Linked DNA regions of Homo sapiens: region 2 is linked to region 1. Evidence: chromatin loops called from intact Hi-C (ENCODE). Cell type or tissue: ovary. All regions are shown on one strand. Region 1 overlaps EXT2 (exostosin glycosyltransferase 2). Region 2 overlaps CD82 (CD82 molecule).

Region 1 (4,000 bases):
GAAGAGTAGTCTGCCATCTCCGGCACTACTGCTGTGGGTTCCCAGCCTCTTAGAGTTTCCAAACTAAGCGTGGCTCTTCTTCATTTATTCTTCCTTTTAAATCTAAATATGCTACCACCTCCTCGTAGCACTTACATAATACACATTCACTGTAAGAAATCTGAAAATACAGGTAAGCAAAAAGAAGAATCTAAGATTCATTCTGAAATCCTTCCTCTAAGAGATAAACATTATTAATATTTTGATGTTACTAAAAATACACATACACATCTGTATATAAATGTTTTGTTCCAAATGGGATCACACAGTACATACTCTTTTGCTTTTTCCCTTAATATATCATGAATATATTTCCAAATTATGACATAATTTTATGTTCTTTTACTATATAACTTTAAGGGTTGCATAGTATTCCATTTTGCAGATGTTCTACCATATATTTAACCAGGCTTCTCTAATGTATTTTGTGTTTCTTTAACCAAATGGTGAACATTTGGGTAGTTTTCAACTTTTCATTATTAGAAGCAGGTCTGTATGGGACAAGCTTGAAGTACACGTGCGTTCATTTTTCCCTGTCATGGAGCCAGACTTGTGTCTGATGTGCTGTTGGGATTTCCAGGAGTTTGCTTTGCATACCTGAGAAGCGGCCCTATTTGGGCTTGGGGATCCTTGATAGTTGTTGTCTAGTAACTGACTCTTGTCTTTTCATAGTTGACACATTAATTCTCCTACATTTTAAATTTCTTGACAGGTGGGATCGAGGTACGAATCACCTGTTGTTCAACATGTTGCCTGGAGGTCCCCCAGATTATAACACAGCCCTGGATGTCCCCAGAGACAGGTAGGAGGCATATTTGGGGCTGTCCTTATGATGGGTTCAAGATCATTTTGTTCATGTGAAATTATATTCCTAAATCTACCACATACTTTGTAATCAGAATTGTTTATTAAACTAGAAAATTGTCATAAGTATTTTCCTCCTGAAGATTTAGAAGTGCTTAAATCTTTTATGGAAAACCAGTTAGGGCTTATGTCCTGGCATAGCCTCTAAAACTGTTTTCCCACTCTGGATTGTGCACTTCTGAGTGTAACACATCCAGCCCCCAAAAGTGTGACAGGCTTGTGCTAGCTCTCTCTGAATTCGGGAGCATTTGCCACAAGTAGATGCACAGCTTACTGAGAGAAGGTAGCGTGGATATGTAAAAGCGATACCCAAAGCCTATAATGTAGAGGGTAATGGGGGCACGCTGATTCTCATTTACTTTCTGTTGTTTCAATCAGTAGGGTTCTTTCTGTCCGTTCCTCCCTCCCTCCCTGCCTGCCTGCCTTCATTATTCGCCCCTCTTGCCTTTCGTTCCTTCCAGAAAAACCTTCCAAATAGGCAGATGTGGTATGGGGTGGCCATGACTGCCTGAGAGTGACTTTGAGTTCACTCACTGTATTTATCTGCCCTTTCATCACTGACTGAAAGATTTTGGTATGAGCTTTCTTGGAAAGCTCTGGTATGAGGTGCTACTTAAGGGACCTCTCTTAGTGCTGGGTTCAAGGCTTTGAGGAAAGTAGAAAGTTGGGGCGCAATATATAAGCGTCGCGGGCAATGCTCAAGGTATAGAATTGTTAACAGTTCACCTAAACTTGTTTATCACCAGTCTTATTACAGTTGGTGTTTAACTCTTAAACTCATTGTTAACTGAAAAGGTAACAGCCTGAGGTATTAGCCTGAGAACAGCCTGAGGCTAGTTCTCAACTTGTTAGAGGCTAACATTATCATTTATGAAAATCGACACTTAGTATTCCTTTTCCCCAGAAGATTAAATCTAAACCTTCTTTGCATTAAGTGATTATCTAAAGTCAGTTTTGAGTTTCTGTCTGGAAATATAATTATAACTACACAAGACAAACACTCCAGGACCACCCTTCAGCTTTGGTGTAGAGACCGTTTTGGACGATAGAGGGCAGTCCGGGTGCACAAATGCTGTAGGAAGTGGCTGAACACAGGGTAATTCCGGATTTGGCTCTCAGCCCCAGAGAAGGTGTGCCTGTTCCTGAGTGGGCTACTGTTTTATGGATTTGGTTGTTCTGGGGAAGTGAAATAACTTTGGAGAACAGAGAAGGGAAGGAAAAGAGCTGTTAGGAATGCAGAGTCTCCATCTCCAGTTCTGGATTTTTTTTCAGAAGGGCTTCTTTCTGTTTGGGTCATTTCACTTTTTGCTGACATTTTGGTATATGCATCTGCATGGGAGTTGGATTTTATTTTTATCAAGTGCACATGTTAAATGCGATTTCATTTGTCTGCAGGAAGGTGTCAAGTAGACAGGAGAAAGTGTGAGTACATGCCAGTGTTTAGGTGTTAGGATCAGGAAGGTTAAATAGTTTTTCCTATGCATGTATTTTTGTAAGTGATTATAGCCAATCCTATAGCAGGTAATGAATCACCATCTAGTCCTTTATCTTTGCATGTGGGAAATTTCATTTTGAAACTTAGGTGGCCTTCTTGTTGGGGTAAGGAATAGTAGATTTGTTTGTTAATTTTTCTTATCCTTCATCCTTGCTCCTGGATTCAAAGGAGGCAAGAACTGTGAATGCAGAATGGTTTTACAGGAGCTGCATGTCAGATTGTTTGGAAATTAGAAAACAGATGGGCTAGATTAGACTGCTTTAAGATCTCCTAAAGTTCAAAAGCATAGGTGTGATTACTTAAAAATTATTTTACTTAAGGAAATACAGTACAAGGACCTGGACTGAAGGGAAATGTCTGCTCAGTGAATTTTTTTTAATGCTGCTTAAATGTTTTTATTTCTCTTTCAATTAAAAAAAAATCCATACACATGATACATATATACTTTGTGCAAGGGTCGAACAGCATGCAAGTGTATAAAGAGTAAAACGTAAAAACCTGCTTTGATTCCCTCCTCTGTTTTCACTCCCTTCCTGAAAGATACTTATATTAAAATATGATGTGTTTTTCTAGTCTTTTTTCTATGGATTTAGACACAAGCACACATACAAACCAATTTTATTTTAACTTGAGTAGGAGCATATTTCATGACTTATACATCTTTTAATGACTTAACTGATGTTAGTTTTCTCAGATGTGTTCTGTAATACCGTTACTACCTTGGATTTCTTATCCTTTCTTTGCAAATATCTCTCACACATTTCTACTTTTATGTGGGTGTTTATTTATTTACTTAAACTTGTTATGGAAAATTTCACACCTATATAAAGAAGCGAGACTAGTACAGTGAACACCACATATCCTCTGTCCAGCTTCGATCATTATCTTGAGGCCCGTCTTGTTTCATCCTTACTCTCATCTACCTCCACCTCCGCTAGATTATCTAGAAACAAATGCCAGACATCAGATCCTTGCATCTGTAAATATTGTGTGAATCTCTGCATGATACAGCCTTTTCAAAAAATGTAACTAACTATAATACTATTATCATACCTAAGAAAATTAACAATAATTTTTCCATATCACCAAATAGTCACTAAATATCTAGCCTTTGCTCATGTTTACCTGTCTCACAAATATTGTTTTACAGTTTGTTTGACTCAGTGAACAAATAAGGATGACCGATAGAATCGGTCTGCTTTTTTGGGTTTTGTTTTGTGCAAAACCTGAAGCTTTATATTTGAGGAATTTGCAGGCCTGATTCCATGCATGGTTTAAAGGAAAGCAAAGGACAAACTTGCAGCCTCACTGTGTTTAGGCACTGCGAATACTTAGATAGCAGGAGGAGAACTGTGAGAAAACATGCAGAACACTGGGTTAGGGAGGGTGGAGAATACAAGGCCGTGGAGAGGAAGGCTCAGTGTCAGAGGAGACGTCCCAGAATCAGGCAGCCCTGCAAAGTGCTAAAAATGCTGGAGAGCGCCTCCAGTGATTATAATACTTGGCCTGACCTGAGTCAGATCATCATATTAATACTTCTTTAGCTGCAGGTTTTCTTTTCAGTCTCTTGCAGCTTTGGAACTAATCTCTGATTTGGGGATA
Region 2 (4,000 bases), 510 kb after region 1:
TGTGCCTGGCACAAAGACAGCACAGAAATCTAGTCAGTTGAAGCAGAGGGAGGAAGAACAGAGGACAGAAGGCCTGGGGAGGCAGACAAGTGGTGTAGGACCTCCTAGGCTGTTATGGGGACAATGACGGTGGGAACTGCCCTGGAGGTGGGAGGCCCCTACGGGGTTTTCAGCAGTGACATGAGAATATTGATGTTTACAGGGCCAGGCTGCTGCCAAGCGCAGAAGAGATAGTGGGGCAGGAGTGGTTGGCACTGCCTGCATCGGGCACCCTGGGAGCGCCAGGAAAGTGGCTGGAGCCATGAGCGTGTCCCAGGGTTGCTGAGGGGAACGGGGGGAGGCAGTTTAAGTAGGGGTGACCACAGGTGGGCACGGGTTTCAGGAAATCTGACCCTGACCTTTGTCCTCCCCCCTGCAGCTGAAGCAGGAGATGGGCGGCATCGTGACTGAGCTCATTCGAGACTACAACAGCAGTCGCGAGGACAGCCTGCAGGATGCCTGGGACTACGTGCAGGCTCAGGTGAGGTGGGGCGGGGCTGCAGGAGGCTCTCTGGCCTGGGTGTCCCTGCATTTGGGGCTCTGTGCACCCACATGTCTGGGACTGGCATCTGCAGTGCTCGTGTGTGCCTGACAGTTTGTAGGAGAGTGTGCTTCTATGGGGGCAGGGCACCCCAGTTAGCACCACAACTCCCTGCTCAGGGGGCCCAGAGACTCAGAGGCAGCTTCACAGCTCTGTGCTCCCATTTGTGGCCAGAGAGCATGGGGGCAGTTGTCAGCCCTCTTATCTCAAGCTACACTGGGGAGCGTTGGGAGCTCCACTCTGGGTTTTAGGAAACTGGGAGCCAAGGCTGATATGCTGAGAAGTCCCAGTGAAGGCTGCCTCTGGGGAAGGGCACTAGCTGGGGAGGTGTTGGGGAGCCTTCTAGGGCAAAAGGAGTATTTTAGCCAAATCTTGATACTGGTTTCGCCAGTATGTGCACATACGTAAAAATGCACCAAGCTGAATGTGTGCCCATTAGTTCATGTGTATTATACCTCCATTAAAGTGAGAGAGATGGATGGATGGATGGGTGGACAGATGGACGGACGGACTGACCGACTGACCAACAGATAGACTGACCAGGTTCCCAGCCTGTCTCAATAGTGATCCAATGACCACCTGGCTCTCCTTTCTTGTGGTCCCGGATGCTGCATGTGCCCTTGGCTGGGACCTGACATCTCTGATCTGCAATCCTGTGAGGGCGCAGGACACAGTGGTCACTTAGGGCCTGTTGACACCTCAGGGGAGGGATGTGGAGTACAAAGGGCATGGGCAGCAGGAGAAAGCCTGACTCAGCGGCACCAGGAGAGTTTGCAGAGAGGACACTCCATCTAGGTGACATGGACATGGCCATTTTCTCAGTGGAGGAAGGGGAGAGCGATGTTTTCTGGCCCTGACCGAGGAGATCAGGTGTGGGGGTTGTGGCAGCTGGAAGGCTTGGTGCACACAAGGAAATGTTTTGGTCGCATATGTAGTTTGACCCACAATTGCTGAGACTTTGCTAATTTTAGCAAAGTCTGGATGTCACCAGTGACATAAACCAGTGCCACCTGACAAGGGACCTGGGAGGAGAAGTGGGTCCCTTGGGAGGTGGTAAGCATCCTACCCTGGAAAGTCATTGGCTGGTTCTAGATGATTCTGATGCTGTCAGATGCTGCTTAGGCCGGTGGTAAGTCAGACTCCCAAGGCCTGGAGTGCTAACACTGCCACAGCCGCTAGACCTTTGCTGAGCCTGCTTCCTCATCTATACAATGGGGCTACTGACCCATGCCGTGTGAGATACATTGTTAAAGCCTGAAGCACTTAGGCAGCATTTATTATGTGGTATGTTGGTGGTGATGTTTTAGTCACCATGCACATCCATGGAGACACAGGCGGAGGTGGCGTGTGCTGCTGGGGACCAGGTACAGCCGGAGTCAGGCCAAGGGGTTGCTTGGAAGGAGGCTCTGTCGTAGACGGGCCAAGGAGACCTGCCTCATTTTGCTCTGGTGTAGGATGGCCTGTGGGTGCCCCCAGCCTTGCAGACCTGTGCACCCCTCAGAGGTGCCAGCCTTTTCTTGGAGAGAGGAGGCAGCCCGGCTGCTGGAACAAGCACCTGTAAACCTGGATTAGAAACTGCCTGGAGCTGAGCATTTCTGAGTGTGCCTGGCACGCCCCCTGCTGGCCACTGGCTACTGGTCAGGCGACACCCCTCGGAGCTAGGAAGGAAGCGGTCCAGGAACTGACCCCTGCTGTGACCGTGGCTATCCCATTGAATCCTCCCAGGAACCCCCAGCATTGCGGGGATTCACACACAGAGACCTCCTTTAGCACACAGAGCCCGGAAAGGCTTTCTTCTCTCTAGAACTAGAGCATTTTCTCCTTTAAAATGGCAGAATTGACCAGCTAGCCAAGGTGGCTCACACCTGTAATCCCAGCACTTTGGGAGGCCGAGGCGGGCGGATCACTTGAGGTCAGGAGGTCAAGACCAGCCTGGCCAACATGGTGAAACCCCGTCTCTACTAAAAATACAAACATTAGCCGGGCGTGATGGCGAGTGCCTGTAATCCCAGCTACTCAGGAGGCTGAAGCAGGAGAATCGTTTGAACCCTGGAGGTGGAGGTTGCAGTGAGCCAAGATCACGCTGCTGCACTCCAGCCTGGGTGACTGAGCAAGACTCTGTCTCAGAAAAAAAAAAAAAAAAAAAAAAGGCGGAATTGACCCCGTCTCCTTTTTCACTTTTCACTTTTTTTCCTTTTCACCAGGAAGCTCAGAGGCAAATCTCAACTCCTGCACTAAAGTTGAACGGCCTTTCCTAAGCTTATTGTGCTCCCCACACCTATGCTTGGTACTTTGCCTGCCTCATCCCATTTAGTCCTTGTGATAGCCCTGTGAGTTGGGGATTTTAATTATCCCCATTTACAGATGAGGAAACTGAGGCTAGTTCCTTGATGGAGGTTGCTCAGCTGGTAGGCGGCAGGGCTGGGATTGTAACCCAGTAGCCTGACTTTAAACCCTGCACTGTGAACTGTCTGCCGTCCATTCTCCTTGTGCCCTGCACACCTGCGCTCCTTCAACTTGAACTTCCTTCCTACTCTGCTTTGTATTTTTGCTGGTCCTGGTTTTGATTTTTCTGCTGTACTTGTAGTTTATGATGGTTCGGCTGGGACCAGGGGCCTGGAAGTGGCATATCTCAGTCTCTGTCCTGGGGAGGTCCTCCCTCTGCCAGGAGGGCAGCCTGCCTAGGGTGAGCCGTGAGCACAAGCAGTCTGTCCCCTGCCTTGCCCAGGTGAAGTGCTGCGGCTGGGTCAGCTTCTACAACTGGACAGACAACGCTGAGCTCATGAATCGCCCTGAGGTCACCTACCCCTGTTCCTGCGAAGTCAAGGGGGAAGAGGACAACAGCCTTTCTGTGAGGAAGGGCTTCTGCGAGGCCCCCGGCAACAGGACCCAGAGTGGCAACCACCCTGAGGACTGGCCTGTGTACCAGGAGGTGTGCGGGGGGCTGCGGATCGGGGGCGGGGCTCCGAGGGCGTTGGGGGCCATCTGGGCTACTGCTCAGCAATTCCTTCCTGCATTTAGTTCCTTCCCTTAATTCATCTGTCATTTGTACCTTCATCTACTTCTTTGTTAATGTATTTATTCAAGGAACAGGCAGAGCCCTCTGTAGGGGCTTCCGGGCTGGGACTGGGGGGCTCTCGGTGGTTCTGCATGGCGGGGTGGGATGGTGCAGAGCGGGGTGATGTGACCGCATTCTGCCCTTGCAGGGCTGCATGGAGAAGGTGCAGGCGTGGCTGCAGGAGAACCTGGGCATCATCCTCGGCGTGGGCGTGGGTGTGGCCATCATCGAGGTCTGAGCCCCCTCCCCCATCCCTTCTCCATCCCAGGTCCTCCTGGGTTGTCTCTGTTCTGCTGATCTCCTTGGGGAGGTGGTGGCCAAGGGGGCCAGCACCCCATCAGCTTCCAGAGGCCCTCTGGTCT

What was found. Peaks named below come from ENCODE experiments on the same cell type or tissue, not always from the same donor. Only the 100,000 strongest peaks of a DNase experiment are listed, where the experiment ranks them.
Region 2: a loop joins it to region 1, with 2.8 times the contacts of the local background. A loop is called at or near these places in 15 of 110 quality-filtered maps.

Annotation. Positions count from the first base shown.
Region 1 is chr11:44,108,443-44,112,442 of GRCh38, forward strand. EXT2 (exostosin glycosyltransferase 2) reads left to right here. Exons shown (of 14, transcript NM_207122.2): 3 at 752-841. Among named protein-coding and RNA genes, the nearest start is that of EXT2, 15 kb to the left of the region's middle. RefSeq lists an enhancer at 2,005-2,084. In ovary, a CTCF peak has its summit at 1,991 (motif pointing right); no DNase peak of the experiment used is centred here.
Region 2 is chr11:44,614,854-44,618,853 of GRCh38, forward strand. It overlaps CD82 (CD82 molecule), which reads left to right. Exons shown (of 10, transcript NM_002231.4): 7 at 419-520; 8 at 3,309-3,512; 9 at 3,787-3,870. Among named protein-coding and RNA genes, the nearest start is that of CD82-AS1, 12 kb to the left of the region's middle. RefSeq lists an enhancer at 1,564-1,913. In ovary, a CTCF peak has its summit at 2,198 (motif pointing left); a DNase peak (open chromatin) is centred at 2,198.